Regions from separate parts of the Homo sapiens genome. Here region 1 is linked to region 2. Evidence: read pairs that join two places in POLR2A ChIA-PET (ENCODE). Cell type or tissue: IMR-90. All regions are shown on one strand. Each heading gives the region's core, and the rest is flanking DNA. Links, peaks and the distances in the headings are about the cores only. Region 1 overlaps LOC643339 (a long non-coding RNA gene). Region 2 overlaps LOC643339 (a long non-coding RNA gene).

Region 1 (8,536 bases), core at 2,418-6,417, 150 kb before region 2:
TTATGTTTTACACCTAAACAAAGCAAGAGAAACTCCCCCTTTACCCTTTGGCAAGCACTACAAATGTTTCCTTCTTTTACTGTCAGTATTCCAGCCCCTAGAATTCAAAGCAAACAGGGGTTTGAGAATGAGAGCCAGGTATGGTGAATCAGGCTATGGTTTCAAACTTTCCATGTGCTCCAGACCTTTATAAAGGCTTTGATTATTTATTTTTAAATATCACAAAAAAACTGTTATCACAGATTCATGATAAAAGAATGGAAAATCTACAATTAGCAATTTGAATATTTCATACACACACACACACACACACAAGTGTGCGTTGTAAGAGTATTTACTGGGGAGAGGAAAGGGTGTGTGCTTAGGATCTGGGTTTGAGTCTTCATGACATCACTCCTTAGTTATGTTATCTTGGGGAAGTTCCTTGATCTTTCTGAACCTTGATTCTCATGTGTTAAATATTCCTACCCCAATTTTTTTTTTTTTCTTAAGGCAAGGTCTTGCTCTGTCACCTAGGCTGGGGTACAATGGTGCCATCACGGCTCATTGCAGCCTCAAACTCCTGGGTACGAGCAATCCTCCTGCCTCAGCCTTGTGAGTAGCTGGGACTACAGGTGCACACCACCATGCCCGGCAATTTTTTTATTTTTATTTTTAAAATTTTTGTAGAGATGGGGTCTTGCTCTGTTCATAAGGCTGGCCTTGAATTCCTGGTCTCAGGTGATCCTCCTGCCTTACAGGCATGAGCCACCATGCCTGGCCGTACTGCATTTTTTTTTTTTTTTTTTTTTTTTGAGACGGAGTCTCACTTTGTCTCCCAGGCTGGAGTGCAGTGGCGCGATCTCTGCTCACTGCAAGCTCCGCCTCCCGGGTTCACGCCATTCTCCTGCCTCAGCCTCCGGAGTAGCTGGGACTACAGGCGCCCGCCACCACACCCGGCTAATTTTTTGTATTTTTAGTAGAGACAGGGTTTCACCACGTTAGCCAGGATGGTCTCCATCTCCTGACCTCGTGATCCGTCTGCCTCGGCCTCCCAAAGTACTGGGATGACAAGTGTGAGCCAAAGCGCCCGGCCCGTACTGCATATTTTTAAAAAGTAGAATTTAGATTAACTAATGAATATAAAAAGCCAGAAGAGTGCCATGTTCGTGCATAAATTATGTATTGTATAAATTATATATTGAAACAGTGTTTGATTGTTTTGTGGTCTGTTTGTAGAATGAATGAAAGAAGGAGCGTCTTGTGTTAAGAGGTTGGTAGCTCTGACTAGAATCATAGACAACCTGTTTAAAGCCTTAGATTTCTGCCAACTAGTCCTAAAAATGAAAGCACAATGAATAAGAGATAGATCATGTGTTGATCTTTCTGGTCAATGTGGAAACACAAGTTTTAAAAATGAGATATATTTTACATACAGGAAAATGCACCAATTTTAAGTGAATTTGTCAACGAATTTGGACAAATGATTACACTCATGTGATTGTCACCCAAGTCAAGATATGTATAGAACATTTCCCTCACCTTGACAGTTCCTTCGTGTCCCTTGGTGGTCAATACCTGCCTTTTGCAGAGGCAACCATTGTTCTGATTTCTGTCACTAGTTATGCCTGTTGCTAAACTTTATACACATGGGATAATATAGAATATACTCTTTTGTTTCTGGGTTCTTTCAACCAAGCTGATGATTTTGAGATGTATCCATAATGTTCTGCGTATCAGTAGTTTGTTCCTTTTTATTGCTGAGTGTTTGTTATCTCATCGTATGAACATATCACACTTTTTAATCCACTCTCTCGTTGCTGGACACTTGGATCTATTACGAATAGATCTGCTATAAACACTCTTGTCCAAGTCTTTTCTTTGACTTAATTTCATTTTTCTAACTACACACCACTTTGCTCTGGCTGCTCCACATCTTCACCAACACTTGATATTGTTAGTTTTTTTTTGAGACGGAGTCTCTCTTTGTCCCCCAGGCTGGAGTGCAGTGGTGCGATCTTGGCTCACTGCAGCCTCCGCCCCCCAGGTTCAAGGGATTCTCCTGGTTCAGCCTCCTGAGTAGCTGGGATTACAGGTGTGTGCCACCATGCCTGGCTAATTTTTGTATTCTTATATTTATTTATTTATTTATTTATTTATTTATTTATTTATTTTTTGAGACGGAGTCTTGCTCTGTCGCCCAGGCTGGAGTGCAATGGCACAATCTTGGCTCACTGCAACCTCCTGGGTTTAAGTGCCTCAGCCTCCTGAGTAGCTGGGATTATAGGCATGTGCCACCATGCCCGGCTACTTTTTGTATTTTTAGTATGCACAGGGTTTTACCATGTTGGCCAGGCTGGTCTCGAACTCCTGACCCCAGGTGATTTGCCCGCCGCCTCGGCCTCCCAAGGTGCTGGGATTATAGGCGTAAGCCACCACGCCTGGCTGATATTGTTAGTTTTTAAAATTTTAGTTACTCTGGAAACAAAAATCTTTACCACCTGATTAAGCCCAAGTGATTTGCAGCAGTTATTCTTTACTATCTTTTTTTTTTTTTTTTTTTTTTAAGACGGAGTTTCGCTCTTTCCACCCAGGCTGGAGTGCAATGGCACGATCTTGGCTCACTGCAACCTCCACCTCCCGGGTTCAAGCAATTCTCCTGCCTCAGCCTCCTGAGTAGCTGGGATTACAGGCATACACCACCATGCCCGAATAATTTTTGTATTTTTTTTAGTAGAGACGGGGTTTCACCATGCTGGCTAGGCTGGTCTTGTACTCCTGACCTCAGGTAATCTACCTGCCTCAGCCTCCCAAAGTTCTGGGATTACAGGCGTGAGCCACCGCACCTGGCCTTCTTTAATATCTTGATTATTGTTAACTTTACAGTAAGACTTGAAATCAGAGCCAGGTGTGGTTGTGTGTGCCTGTAGTCCTAGCTACACAGGAGGCTGAGGCAGGAAGATCGCCTGAGCTCAGGAGCCCAGGTGCAGTGAGCTACGATCATGCCACTCACTCCAGCCTGGGCGATAGAACGAGATCCTGTCTCTAAAAAAAATTAAAAAGAAAAAAAAGGCCGGGCGCAGTGGCTCATGCTTGTAATCCCAGCACTTTGGCAGGCCGAGGCGGGCAGATCAAGAGGTCAGGAGATCGAGACCATCCTGGCTAACACGGTGAAACCCCGTCTGTACTAAAAACACACAAAAAATTAGCCGGGCGTGGTGGCGGGCGCCTGTAGTCCCAGCTACTCAGGAGGCTGAGGCAGGAGAATGGCGTGAACCCGGGAGCGGCGGAGCTTGCAGTGAGCCTAGATGGCGCCACTGCACTCCAGCCTGAGCGACAGAGCAAGACTCCGTCTCAAAAAAAAAAAAAAAAAAAAAACAAACAAAACCTTGAAATCAGGTAGTGTGAGGCAGCTAACATTCTTTTCCAAAATTGTTTTGGCTATCCTACTTCCTTTGCTTTTTCTTATATACTTTAGAATCAGCTTGTCAATTTCTGCAAAAATGTCTGGTGGAATTTTGAGTGTGATTGCATTGAATCTATAGATCAATTTAGGGAGAACTGATATTTTAACATATTGTGACTTCCAATCCATGAACACAGTGTATCCCTCCATTTGTTTAGATATTTTTTCCCCTACCATGCAAGAAATGTCAACTGCAGTTGAGCAGAAAAATACCCTGCTTGAAGTCTGCAAAGTCGAAATGATCTCTGATTCTGCAAAGTTTAGGACAAAATCCAATGATTCAACTTAATTTAATTTCTTTAAGGTCAACTTAATTTCTTCAGGTATTTATCATCAGTATATTTAAACACTCATTTGTAGAAAGGTCCTGATGGTGTGACACTTCCTAGGGTCTTAAAATGACCTTTTTCTATATCTTATCTTAAGAATTGAGGCCTGGAAAGGTTGTTTGTCTTATTTGTTTATAAATGATTCCACCAGTTACTAATGAGACAATCCTTGGAAACACATATTTGTTTCCACAAGAAACTTGACCTTTCAGTTTAAAAATACCATCTTAACTTCATCAAATTATAGCTGTGTACTAACTTGTTTTTATTTTATTGTAATCTGTAAAATTTACACTTATTGCCTAAACATTGATTTTCAGTCTAAGAGGGTCATTAGTCACAAATGTAAGATGTATTCTCAGTCTTCTTAAACACAATTCTAGTATGTTCTAGTTATTCAAAAAACCTTAAATAAAATAGAAACAAGAACAGTTGCCACAAAAAAGCAGCTTTTACCACTAAAAGTTGTCTTTTTGGATAAAAAAAGGATTGGCAGATTTTTGATAATTGGAGAAATGGAATTGTGGTTTGAATTGTTTCTTTTTCTGCTTTTATAGAAGAAACTGAAAATTTCCATAAAAGTTTATGTATCTGTGTTTTTTTTTTTTTTTTTTTTTGAGACAGAGTCTCACTCTGTTGCCCAGGCTGGAGTGCTATGGTATGATCTCAGCTCACTGCAACCTCCGCCTCCTGGGTTCAAGCGATTCTCCTGCCTCAGCCTCTCGAGTAGCTGAGATTACAGGCACGCACCACCACGTCCAGCTAATTTTTGTATTTTCAGTAGATACAGTGTTTCTTCATGTTGGCCAGGCTGGTTCGAACTCTTGACCTCAGGTGATCCACCCACCTCAGCCTCCCAAAATGTTGGGATTACAGGTGTGAGCCACCGCGCCTGGCCATATCTGTGTGTTTTTAAGGAACTTTCTAGTTAAGAGCTTTCTTCCTTCTATGAATTCAACTTTAGGAGGAGATACTTTTAATTGAAGTTTCAAAGACATATTTTTCTTATTTTTGAGATGGAGTCTCGCTCTGCTGCCCAGGCTGGAGTGCAATGGTTCAATCTCGGCCCACTGCAACCTCTGCCTTCCAGGTTCAAGTGATTCTTCCACCTTAGCCTGCCAAGTAGCTGAGACTACAGGTGCCCGCCACCACACCCAGCTAATTTTTGTATTTTTAGTAGAGATGGGGTTTTGCCATGTTCACCAGGCCGGTCTCAAACTCCTGACCTCAAGTGATCCGCCTGTCTCAGACTCCTAAAGTGCTGAGATTACAGGTGGGAGCCACCACACCTGGCCTCAAGGACATCTTTTTCTTTTCTTTACTTTTTTGAGATGGAATCTCGCTCTTTTGCCCAGGTTGGACTGCAATGGCATGATCTCAGCTCACTGCAACCTCCACCTCCCTGGTTCAAGCGATTCTCCTGCCTCAGCCTCCCAAGTGGCTGTGATTACAGGCGTGTGCCACCACACACGGCTAATTTTGTATTTTTAGTAGAGATGGGGTTTTGCCATGTTGGTGAGGCTGATCTCAAACTCCTGACCTCAGGTGATCCGCCTGTCTCGCCCTTCCAAAGTGCTGGGATTACAGGAATGAGCCACCACGCCCGGCCTCAAGGACATATTTTTCTTAATCTGAGTCTAGTACAATTAAGTATAAAGTATAAGAACTTTAAAAAATCTTTTTAAATTCAGAGTAGCAGTTTGCAAACTATTTCTGTAAAGGGCCAGATAATAAACATATTGGGCTTTGGGAGCCACATGGTCTCTGTTATGACTACTCATGGTAGAGACCATACACCAAAGCCAGCCTCAGAGGACACATAAACGAGTAGGTATGGTTCTGCTCCAATGAAACTTTTTGACTAACACAGACAAGGGGTCAGAGTTGACTTCTCTGATTTATAGGGTTTTGGGGGAATGAGCTATTATAAAGACTTTGGTAAAAGAAAACCATTCACCATTTACAGGAGGGCTCTCTCATGTCTTTTCTGGAAGCCTCAAAGTTAAACTCATCTTGAACCCAGGGTTAGTTGTCCATGTAGCTCCAGCTGTGCCACAAATTATCTGAGTGAGTTGGGAGAATTTGCTTGATACTTTATGCTTCTATTTCTTAATTTGTTTGTTCTTTTTCTTTAACTTTCTTTTAAATATTAAAAAACAATTTCTTATTTCTTATTGGGCAGCCTCTTGAGCCAGAGTAGGCTCAGAGACTCCCAATTTCTTAATTTACAACAGGAGGATGATGATAGATTTGCCTCAAATGGCTGTTGTGAGGATTAAATGGGTCAACGTGAATAAAGCACTTAGAATGCTGCCTGCCATGTAAGTTTTATGGAAGTGTTAGCTGATATTATTAGTAATCCATAATGAAAATAGAAATTAATCAGACTTTAATTTCAAACATCTTTTATAAATTGAACAAAGGTTGGTGCTATCTTTGGGAGGCTGAGGCAAGCAGATCACTTGAGGTCAGGAGTTGGAGACCAGCCTGGCCAACATGGTGAAACCCCATCTCTAGTTAAAAAAATACAAAAATTAGCAGGGCCTGGTGGTAGGCAGCTGCAATCCCAGCTACTTGGGAGGCTGACACAGGAGAATTTCTTGAGCCCAGGAGGTGGAGGCTACAGTGAGCTGAGATCGCACCACTGCACTCCAACCTGGGTGACAGAGTGAGACTCTGTCTCAAAAAAAAAAAAAAAAAACCCCCAAAAAACCCCCAAAATAGGTTGGTGTTATGATTTGAATGTTTATGTTCTCCCAAATTCATATGTTAAAACCTAATCACCAATGTGAAGTATAAGAAGGTGGGGTTTGGGGAGGTGATTAGGTTTTGAGGACAGAGCCGTAGCGAATGGGATTAGCGCCCTTATGAAAGAGGCCCCAGAAAGCTCCCTCACCCCTTCTTCCCTGTAGGGTTATAGCAAAAAGGAAGCAGTTTATGAACTAGGAAGCAGGCCCTCACTAGACACCAAATCTGCCAGTACCTTGATCTTGGACTTGACAGCCTCAAGAACTGGGGGAAATAAATTTCTGTTGTTTATTAACCACTCCTCTTATGGAATTTTATTATAGAAGTTCAAATAGACTAAGACAGTTGGAAAAATCATTTTTAGAATTAATATGTGGGAATGTAAAAGTAAATTGATCCAGCAACTCAGGCCATGCTTCTCTGTGGCAGCAATTGACTGATTAACAACTGCCTGCATCCATAGAGCATTTGTGTTCCAGCTCCTACACCCCCACCTAGCACAGTTTCTCGTTTATCTAATCTGCCTGACTTCTGTAGGCATTTGGGTTTCTGACCCTCAATCTAGAGAGACATACATTAAATCTCATTGGTATTTAATAGGCCAGGCTGGATTAGGAACCATAGTGGACCTAGCGTGGAGAAGAATATGATGTCTTCCAATCCCTACCTTCACCTGGCTTCTGTGTATTAAAACTAAAAACAATATTAAACTATACAAAAGTTCAGGCCAGTCCAACATAGTTCAGATTTTTTTCCCTCAATGTGATTTTCTGAGTGTTTTTTGGGAAGTAGGGAATTCTTTCTGTAGTCATTTTTTGGGTGCTGCTTTGTTGATATCTAACTATGGACTCAGTCTGTCTCTGGGGGCATCCTGGACACTTCCCTCCCTCCAACTTGCAGCATTTCTTTTCGCCTGGATTTCCTTGTACTCTTGCTCTGCATCCTGTCTGGAGTGTAATCTGAGCCCCAGCCTGTGTGACTGCAGCTGGGATACTCTGTTGCTTTCAACTCCCTCTCTTCCCAGGTCATAGGACCTGTTCTCCCTACCCATCTGCAGGACTAGATGCCAGACTTACGGCTGCAAAAATAATTACAAGTCCCTTGGGCAGTTGGGGCCAGGGCTCTGATATATTAGCACAAGAGCTGAGCTAGATGGTTGTGCAGGTGAAAGCCTGCAGTGACTGATTATGAGAGTGTCCCAAGAAGGCTTTGAATTTGATCATGCCCAAGGCTAGAGTCTTTGCACCTGTTAGGGATGATTCCCATTCTCCAGATAAGGACACTGATGATCTCTCAGTAAGTGGTAGAGTCTGCCTTTGAACCCAGGTCTGTGTGGTTGGTTTTGATGCTTTGTTGGGGGATGGAACATGGGCAATCACTCTTGCCTGTGAAGACAGAATAGATCACAGAGAAGACTGCATACTTGCTCAGCAGACTGTCCTTGCTAGCTTTGTCAGAACAATGGTATTAGTAACATGAGTCCTTTGGACTGTGATCAGGAAGAAGACATTTAAGGGTAACAGGTAAGACCTCTGAGTTCTTCTTTATTGCTCTTTCCTCTGACTTCTACTTGAGAAGTGTCCTCAGATTAGATTTCCTTTTCATTTTGTTTTCAACCTAGATTCTTGCAGAGAGAAGCAAACATAAGCAATCCTCTTGTTCTTGTTTCAACATGAAATGACAGTCATCAAACTGTAGGCTCTAGAGGAGCAGATTCCAAATCTGAAAGTTGTTAGCATGTTAGTCTGTTTGGGTAACTTAATTTACCTGGAGGAATCCTCCTGAAGTTTTCTTGAGCTGATTTTCCCATCATGATGAACACAGGGCCTTAAATGAAGACTTTTTGAGCAGAGGAGGAAAAACAAGAAAGGCATACAAGTGTGTGTGGGTGGCCCTATCCTAGGCTCACATTGTAGAACCTCCTGTGCATGGGGTTGTCCTTTACCTCTGTGCATTCTCTATGGAATGTAAGCTTCTCAAAGTCAGGGACTGCTGTCAGGGACTACTGTCTTCT
Region 2 (8,536 bases), core at 2,029-6,028:
TTATGGGACAGGAGGGAGAATTGACTTTTCAGCTTCTTGAGAATAGTGCTAAGATCATTGTATAAAAGATATGGAAGGCAGATTTTGGTACAAGGTAAGGAAGTGATTATTCACAATTAGTAATTAACTGGTCTATGGGCTGTGTAGCTAACTCTATGACCAGGAGCATTTACATAGCTCAGAGGAGATTCCTTAACTGACTGGGAGTTTGGGCCTATTGTAAGTTCAAGATTCTAGGTCCATGAAACAAAAGTGGCTGAGATAGAATCATCATGATGAAAAGAGGGCTTTTGGTTTCTGCATAGGTGCTTCCTGATTTGTCAGTTAGAGTGACCATATAATTAATTTATGGTCCAAACTGGGGCATTTTTTTAGAGTAAAAAAAAGATTTATTAGTAATTATGCTGGGACAACAGGCAAACACCAGAATCATCATGGACCGAGTGGAAGCCACAGCTACCCCAGCCATGGGCTCCTGATGGATAATGGAATGGGGAGACCTGGGCTTCATAGGAACTGACAGCTGGGTAAACATCCAGAAAAGACAGACACCCCCAAGGCAGACCTTCCCAGTTCCATAGGCTAAACCTCCCAAGAGGCCCTGTCTGTGATGGGCTTCGGTGACAGACGTTAAAATCTGATGGGCAGGGACAATGAGTGACTACTGAAAACGTATGTCTGACACAGCCCCTCAGGCCCTGAGTCTCCCTTAGTGTGACTCATTTTCAGAGACACTGAGCTTAGGTAACGCCATGTGTCTTACTGAGTCATGAACCCAGCCCATTCTAGGCTGGGAAGGCAACTGGATTTTACATCCCCTGATATCCTTCTCAGCTTTTAAAAACTGCTCTTCTGATTTGCTCCATGACCTTGGGCAAGTCACAACCACTCTGTGGTTTGGCTTCTCCTTTAGTGGAAATAAAATGGAAATAATAGTTATGCAAGAGGAAAAAATTGATTCAAGAGCTTCCAATGAAAGTTGCCGCATACAGCCAAGTGATATTATTATTTTCATGACAGTTATTAGCAGAGCTGCTTCTTGTCCCATCCCCTCTCATTAGGCCACAGGGCATGGAATAAACACAGGTTTGGCCAGTGACTGGTATTTGATGATGTTGGCACCAGAGATGAAGGGGAGGAATTTCTCTCTGGCTTGTGTTTCACTATTAACCTCCTTTTGCCTGGATCTCAATGCCTGCTAGTATGGAAACTGGAAATCTGTGAGAATCTCAGCTATTTGTCTCATAGCAGAGGCAGCCTATTCAGAAAACCATTTAATAATGATGCCATTACAATATTGTCTTTTTTCTTTCCTTAATTCCTTTATTCAATAAATATTGATTGGGCATGTCTGTGTGCCAGGTTCTGTTTCCCAAGGATAGAGCAAGAGGCATAATGACAGCATTAAGCTTTTCAATGTTTGTTGAATCAAGGAATTTATAAGATGTGAAGTTTGGAGAGCTGATCTCCTGCTGCAAACTTGCATCTCTCTCGTCTATCCTGATCCCTGAGAGATATTTCTAAAAGCAAAATTGCTCTTGTTACCCATTTCCTAAAGGAGCAAAACTGAATTTCTTTTTTTTCTGTATTATTATACTTTAAGTTCTAGGGTACACGTGCACAACATGCAGGTTTGTTACATATGCATATATGTGCCATGTTGGTGTGCTGCACCCATTAACTCGTCATTTACATTAGGTATATCTCCTAATGCTATCCCTCCCCACTTCCCCCACCCCAGAACAGGCCCCGGTGTGTGATGTCCCCCTTCCTGTGTCGAAGTGTTCTCATTGTTCATTTCCCACCTATGAGTGAGAACATGCGATGGCAAAACTGAATTTCTTAATATGGCACAGAAGAACCTTCAGGGTTGGCCTCTGATCACCGTTTTGTCTCTTCTCTCACTGAGCCCCTTTTTGGACTACAAGTTTCAGCTATTACGACTTCCCTACAGGTTCCTGAATATTCAGCTCTTTCATATCTCTAGGCCAGAGGGCGGCAGACATTTACTTGTAAACGGCCAGATAGTTAATATTTTTGGTTTCCTGGGTCATGTGGTCTCTGTTGCAACTACTCAATGCTGCTATTGTAGTGTGAAAGCAGCCATGGAAAAAATATAAATGCATGAGCATGGCTCTGCCCAAATAAAACTTTATTTACAAAAACAGGCAGCAGATGGGATTTGGTCCACAGGCTGTAGTTTGTTGATCTCTGCTTTAGGCTTTTGCTCATTCTGTGGTCTTTTACTTGTCTACGTTAAACTCCTTTCATCTGACCAACGCCCATTCAATTGTCACCTCAAGTCTGAGATCTTGCCACACTACCCTGGGTAGAACTGGTCACGCATACCACTGTGTTCTGTACACACCACCCTGACAAGTAACAGAAAATTAAAGCTGTGTTTTCTCCCATAACCATATTATAAGCTTTATTTATTCATTCATTCACACATGCATATATTCACAGATCCATTCATTTAACAACATTTAACAACCACCCACTATGGGGCAGAGCTGATGACTTTTTAGTCTTTGCACAACACCCAGTGAAAGTATAACACATAAAACTTGCTTAATACATGCTTGTGAAGAAAAGGAGATAGAACTCAATAAAAAAAAGTCCACTGCCAAAGATACATCTGCATCTTTGTTGTAAGTGCTCAGAGGTGGGAAGTTGTCTTTATTGATTATGAAGCCTCTCCACTGTGTGGAGGGGTTTGGTCAGTTAATTGTATTTGGAACTTTTCTTTTAAGGTTTCTGTCATCCGGCCTGGAATAGTTTGGTGGCTCCCACCTGTTGTCCATTCTTATCCCTTTTCCTAGAACTCAGGGTCCTGTTTTCTGGTGACATCTTATGGCAGTACTAAGAGTAGTAGCACCAACTTCTAAACTCCCATCGGGGCAGGTAACTGACTTACGTGAGTTTGAGGTTTACCAATATAGTGCAGTGTGTTTCTTGTTTTTACTGTTATTTTTAAGTAGGAGATCTGTTTTTTCCATTGCTCCCTGAGAAAATAGGGCTATCTGAGCTAAAGAGCTTAACCAGCTCGCAGCATGGGGATAGTGAAATAGCTTCCTTGCAGACTCTGAATCTTTTGTTTGTTTGTTTTTAATGTCCAGTCTCTGGCTCTTTTAGAGCAATTTAAAGGTAAATGTAAATATGAAGCTTCTTGATTACTCATATTACAGAAATGATTTCATGGTTTTATGAGCCAAAAAATATTTTAAGTAGGGCTTAAATCATTTTCTTAAATTTACAACCCATTCTAAATGTAAACAGAATTATATTTAATTGGTTGTCACCAATGGAACCAAAATGACTTCATTTGGTTTCAACCTGGTCAGATATAGATTTTCAATGGTTACCAGGAAGGAAATGTGTTTATAATCAGAGGCAGAGAAAAGGAAATGGTTATAGCTGGTTACAAAACAAGCATAAAACCTCCACACTGTTTCTCATGTTACAAGAGCAAATAGGAAAGAAGCCACAAATGGGGATGGTAGCACAGAGTGTGTGTTGGGTAAACACTAGAGAAACGGGAGAATGTTCTGGGTCTCTGCTTTTTTCATTATAGAAAGGCAGCAAGGGAAGCCGCTGAACAGAGTACAAGGCTGTCTGCTTACTAACTCACCCTCACAGGTAATAGAAAATCAAATTCAAGTTCCATTGTGCCCAGGGGCTCTTCACTGATACATCAGTAATGTGCCTGCCCTGACACTTTAAGACTGGTTACTCTTATGAGGAAACTAAGGCAAGAAGAAACTAAGGCAGAGGAGGTGGGGAGTGGAGCAGGGTCACAAACTGACCTTTGGTTACAAAAGAAAAACAAGACAGTGTTACTAACTGACCAGGGCCATGAAAGGTAGTAAACACAGCCAGGGCAAAGTAGAGAGCGTGCAAGCTAACCCCATTGCGACAAATACTCACACAATTTGGTGATACGAAATTTCTAGCAAGTTCCTCATTGAGTAAGCTGTTGTCACAAGTATATTTTGAATGGGTTCATAACAATGTGTATGTGCTTTAGGTGGGCAAGACAGGGGCAAATGAGTTTCATGAATAAATGTGCTACTTGCTTGCCTGAGGTATTAAACTTTAAAATAAAATGCTATCTTCACTCTGTTTCTGGCACGAACAAATACTTTACTTTTGGCAGTTCTCATCAAAAGTTAAGTGTCACCATTTGGCAATGTCTATCAGAATGAAAACTCACATATCCTCTGATTCTGTAATTCCACTTTAAGGAATTGATTCTGTAGTCCTAGTCATACATATGTGCAAAAGTATGTTTGTGGAAGTAAAAAACTGAAAACCACCATTATGTCTATTCAGAAGAGGCTGGGTAAATTATGGGACACTCATATTATGAAATATAGTGCAGCTGTACAGATTTGCAGCAAACTTCACAATATCTGTTAAGTTTCACTGAAGAATGTTAGAGTATATGTAAGGAAGGGGAGGGGAATACACACACACAATACACACACACACACACACACACACACACGCGCACACACACACACACACACACACACTAGGGCAGGGGGCCCCAATCCCCAGGCAGCAGACTGGTACTGGTCCATGGCCTATTAAGAACCAGGCCGTACAGCAGAAGGTAATAGGTAAGCGAATGAGCTCTGCCTCCTGTCAGATTAGCGGGCATTAGATTCTTATGGGAGTGTGAACCCTGTTGGGAACTGCCCATGTGAGGGGTCCAGGTTGTGCACTCCTTATGAGAATCTAATTAATGCCTGATGATCTGAGGTGGAACAGTTTCATCCCAAAACTGCCCTCCACCCATGCTGGTCCGTGGAAAAATGGTGTTCCACGAAACTGGTCCCTGGTGACAAAAACGTTGGTGACTGCTGCATTAGGGGACTTCAAAAAGTTTATGGAAAAAATTAAAAGATAAAAATAAAAATATAAAATTATTTCTCAACATAAGCTCCATCAAGTTCAAGACACTTTTGTAAGCAGTGATGGCCATTTAGTGCATCCCTAAAGAACTGAGGGTCCTGGGAATTTAACCATATCAATGTAATCTTTTTTACCTTATTAACTGAAGAAAAATGGGTATTCTTTAAATATTTCTTAAGATTAGAAAACAAAAAGTCAGAAGGAGTCAAATCAGGATTGTACGTTGGATGTCTAAGGATTTCCCACTGAAACTCACAAAATCGTCCTCGTTTGATGAGACGAATGAACAGGAGTATTGTCACGGTGGAGAAGGACTCTCCGGTGAAGCTTTCCTTGGATTTTTTCTGCTAAAGTTTTGGCTTTCTCAAAACACCCTCATAAGAAGCAGATGTTATCATTCTTTGGCCTTCCAGAAAGTCAACAGCAAAATGCTTTGAGAATCTTCAAAAATTGTTACCATGACCTTTGCTCTTGACCAGTCTGCTTTTTCTTTGACTGAACCCTTTCCACCTCCTGGTAGCCATTGCTCTGATTGGGCTTCATCTTCAGGATCATACTGGTAATGCCGTGTTTCATCTCCTATTACAATCCTTAAATGAAATGCTTCAGGATCTCGATCCCACTTCTTTAAAAATTCCATTGAAAGCTCTGCTCTTGTCTGCAGCTGATCTGAGTGCAGTGGTTTTGTTACCTATCCAGTGAAAAGTTTGTTCAACTTTAATTTGTCATTCAGAATTGTGTAAGCTGAACCAATTGAGATGTCTATGGTGTTGGCTATAATTAGACTTATGCTTATTATGTTTATAATTAGGTTTATGTTCCTAACTGTCAGTCCTCTTTAATTGGGGCACAAACAATATTATTATTATTATTATTTTGAGACAGGGTCTTGTTCTGTTGCCCAGGTTGGAGAGCAGTAGCACAATAGTGGTTCTCTGCAGGCTGACCTCTGAGGCTCAGGTGATCCTCCCACCTCAGCCTCCCAAGTAACTGGGACTACGGGCCTGTGCCACCACACTCGGCTAATTTTTAAATTTTTTGTAGAGATGGGGGTCTCACTATGTTGCCCAGGTTGGTTTCAAACTCCTGGGCTCAAGTGATCCTCGCACCTTGGCCTCCCAAAGTGTTGGGATTATACGCATGAGCCAACAATACTAACTTTTTCCTCCAAAATGTATGCGAATGGTCTGCTGCTGTGGGCTTCATCTTAAACATCGTCTCATCTCTTCTTAAAAGGAATTAGCCATGTGTAAACTGTTGATTTCTTTGGGGCAGTGTCCCCACACACTTTTTGTACAGTTTCAATGATTTCACTGTTCTTCCATGCAAACTTCACCCTAGATTTGAAGTTTGTTCTTGCTTCAATTTTAGCAGAATTCATGTTGCTCTGACAGAGGCGCTTTTCAAACTGAAGTCTTATCCTTCTTACTGCCTCAACTAGATTCTGTTCAGACATGTTATAACAGGTTAGTATGAGTTTATTTTGGTGCAAGAAAAATGAAAATCCATGCATAGTTTTTTCATAATATGCATTTTCCATAAACTTTTTAAAGACCTCTTTTGTGTGTATGCACTTATATATACACAGAGTATTTCTAGGAGGATACCCCAGAAATTTAACACTGGATGTTTCTATGAAAAAGATTGGGAGACTGGGTTCCAGAGGTCGATGGAAGTTTACTTTCCACTCCATATTGTTTTGCCCTGTTTGAAATTTTTATCAGCCAGGTGCATAAATCATTTTTCAAAAAGAATTTTAATGGAAATGTCATTCTTCCCAATTAATTAGGGTTTTGCTGGTGATGGTATCAGTGCCCAATGAAATCGACTGAAATATATGGTTTGAAAAAAAATGGGTGCCCTTTAAAGATGGACTAAGATTCATGGGCTGAAAGTGGTTTAAAACATTTTGAAAGAAGGCATCTTTCAGCTATGCGTATATTTGGGAAAAGTATTTCGGTAACTAATGAATAATAGAGAACATTGATTTGGGCTGCTATTTTTATGCTAACAATTTGGAGTCCCAGAGAACTGTGTAGAAAGCCCAGCGCTTCTCCCCAGCAAGTGGTGGCTAAAGCCCTTTTATGTTGAAGGGTCACCCTGACTTAAAGCCTAAGAAATCATTAATTGAAAGCTTTCAGCTTCTCTTGTATATTCCAACTTCATAGCTCTAAAAAAGTCACCAGTGCCACTTCTCTCTTTGCCTGTGGATGGCAGAAGAATGCATGGAAGGATAAACACTCGCTGATTTATTTACATTAAATAATACCCTGCTCATTCCCAGGAGCCAGCAAGGTTGGTGGCCTTTAGAAATCACTGACATGGACCGGGTGCGGTGGCTCACACCTGTAATCCCAGCACTTTGGGAGGCCCAGGCGGGTGGATCACGAGGTCAGGAGTTCGAGACCAGCCTGGTCAACATGGTGAAACCCTGTCTCTACTGAAACTACAAAAATTAGCTGGGCATGGTGGCAATGCTTGTAATCCCAGCTACTGAGGAGGCTGAGGCAGGAGAGTTGCTTGAACTCAGGAGGCATAGGTTGCAGTGAGCCAAGATTGTGCCATTGCGCTCCATCCTGGGTGACAGAGCAAGACTCCGTCCCAAAAATAAATAAATAAATTAATTAATTAAATAAAAATCAGTCACATGACAACAACCTAGCAACTTCCTTCTAAAGTTGGACTCATGTGCAGAAAAATGAAAGTACAGAAGAGTGGCCAACACACATTCTTTTTTGAGACCTGCGGCTGAATCAACATTTGGTGTTTTGGGGGAAAGTAAATGACAGCACCCCTTTCATTTAACGTTTTTATTAGCCAGTGTTATCTCTTGTAATGTGGAGTTTATTGTTAATTAACCCATCGTTTATCTATGGCTTCTTTCTTCTCAAACAGACTGTAAGCTCCTTCAGTGCTGGAGCAGTGTCATTCATCCATTTGTTCATTTACGGATCAAATATTTAATGCATAACTACCACATGCATGATGCTTTGCTAAGCCCTTGGGGAGGCAAAGATGAAGACATATTCCTTGCTTTCAAGGTATTCAGTCTTTTAGTCTCTTCTAGTCTCATGGTCTAATAGATAGCCTTATTCAGATTTGTGTCTCCCAAGGTTATGGACAGAGAGGGCTCAAGCAGATGCTTAGTAAATGCTGGTTGGTTGTGAAATTCTCAGACCGTGAACCCACAATGGGGTCATGATACTGTGGGTGTGTATTCAATTTTTGCTGATGAATTTTAGGAAATCACCAGACAGTTTTTCAAGATCTCTTTAATAATAGCTTTTAGAAGTATACTTTCTTTTTTTCTTAGATTAGAAGTTTCTGCACCTGGCAATGGAACCTCTTTTAGGGCTGAAATTGAAGACAACAATTATTCTGACCCAAGAGCTTGGGCTATAAACTCCTTGGGAAGTCGGCCCACTTTTCACACAGACAAATGGCAACTCATGAACAAAGAGGCACAGGAAGAGGGAAAGGGGTCAGGGAAGGTAACATTTCCTGAGTGCCCACACAAGGCCTGGAACGCCACATGCTTCAGTTCATTTACAGACAGCCACTTGAGGAACACAGTGACACTGAGGTGGAGAGAAAGAAATGAGCATTTTGGCAGTGGATG

What was found. ChIA-PET counts read pairs that join two places held together with the same protein. Peaks named below come from ENCODE experiments on the same cell type or tissue, not always from the same donor. Only the 100,000 strongest peaks of a DNase experiment are listed, where the experiment ranks them.
Region 1: POLR2A ChIA-PET joins it to region 2 with 14 read pairs; 3 of 35 experiments call an interaction of 5 or more read pairs at or near these places.

What each region holds. Positions count from the first base shown.
Region 1 is chr12:93,279,206-93,287,741 of GRCh38, reverse strand. All of the region lies in intron 2 of LOC643339 (a long non-coding RNA gene), which reads left to right. Among named protein-coding and RNA genes, the nearest start is that of NUDT4, 94 kb to the left of the region's middle. In IMR-90, for the core only: no CTCF peak of the experiment used is centred there; no DNase peak of the experiment used is centred there.
Region 2 is chr12:93,130,410-93,138,945 of GRCh38, reverse strand. The region is part of intron 3 of LOC643339 (a long non-coding RNA gene); the gene reads left to right. Among named protein-coding and RNA genes, the nearest start is that of LINC02412, 40 kb to the left of the region's middle. RefSeq lists an enhancer at 3,486-3,555. In IMR-90, for the core only: no CTCF peak of the experiment used is centred there; no DNase peak of the experiment used is centred there; H3K27ac peaks cover 394 bases.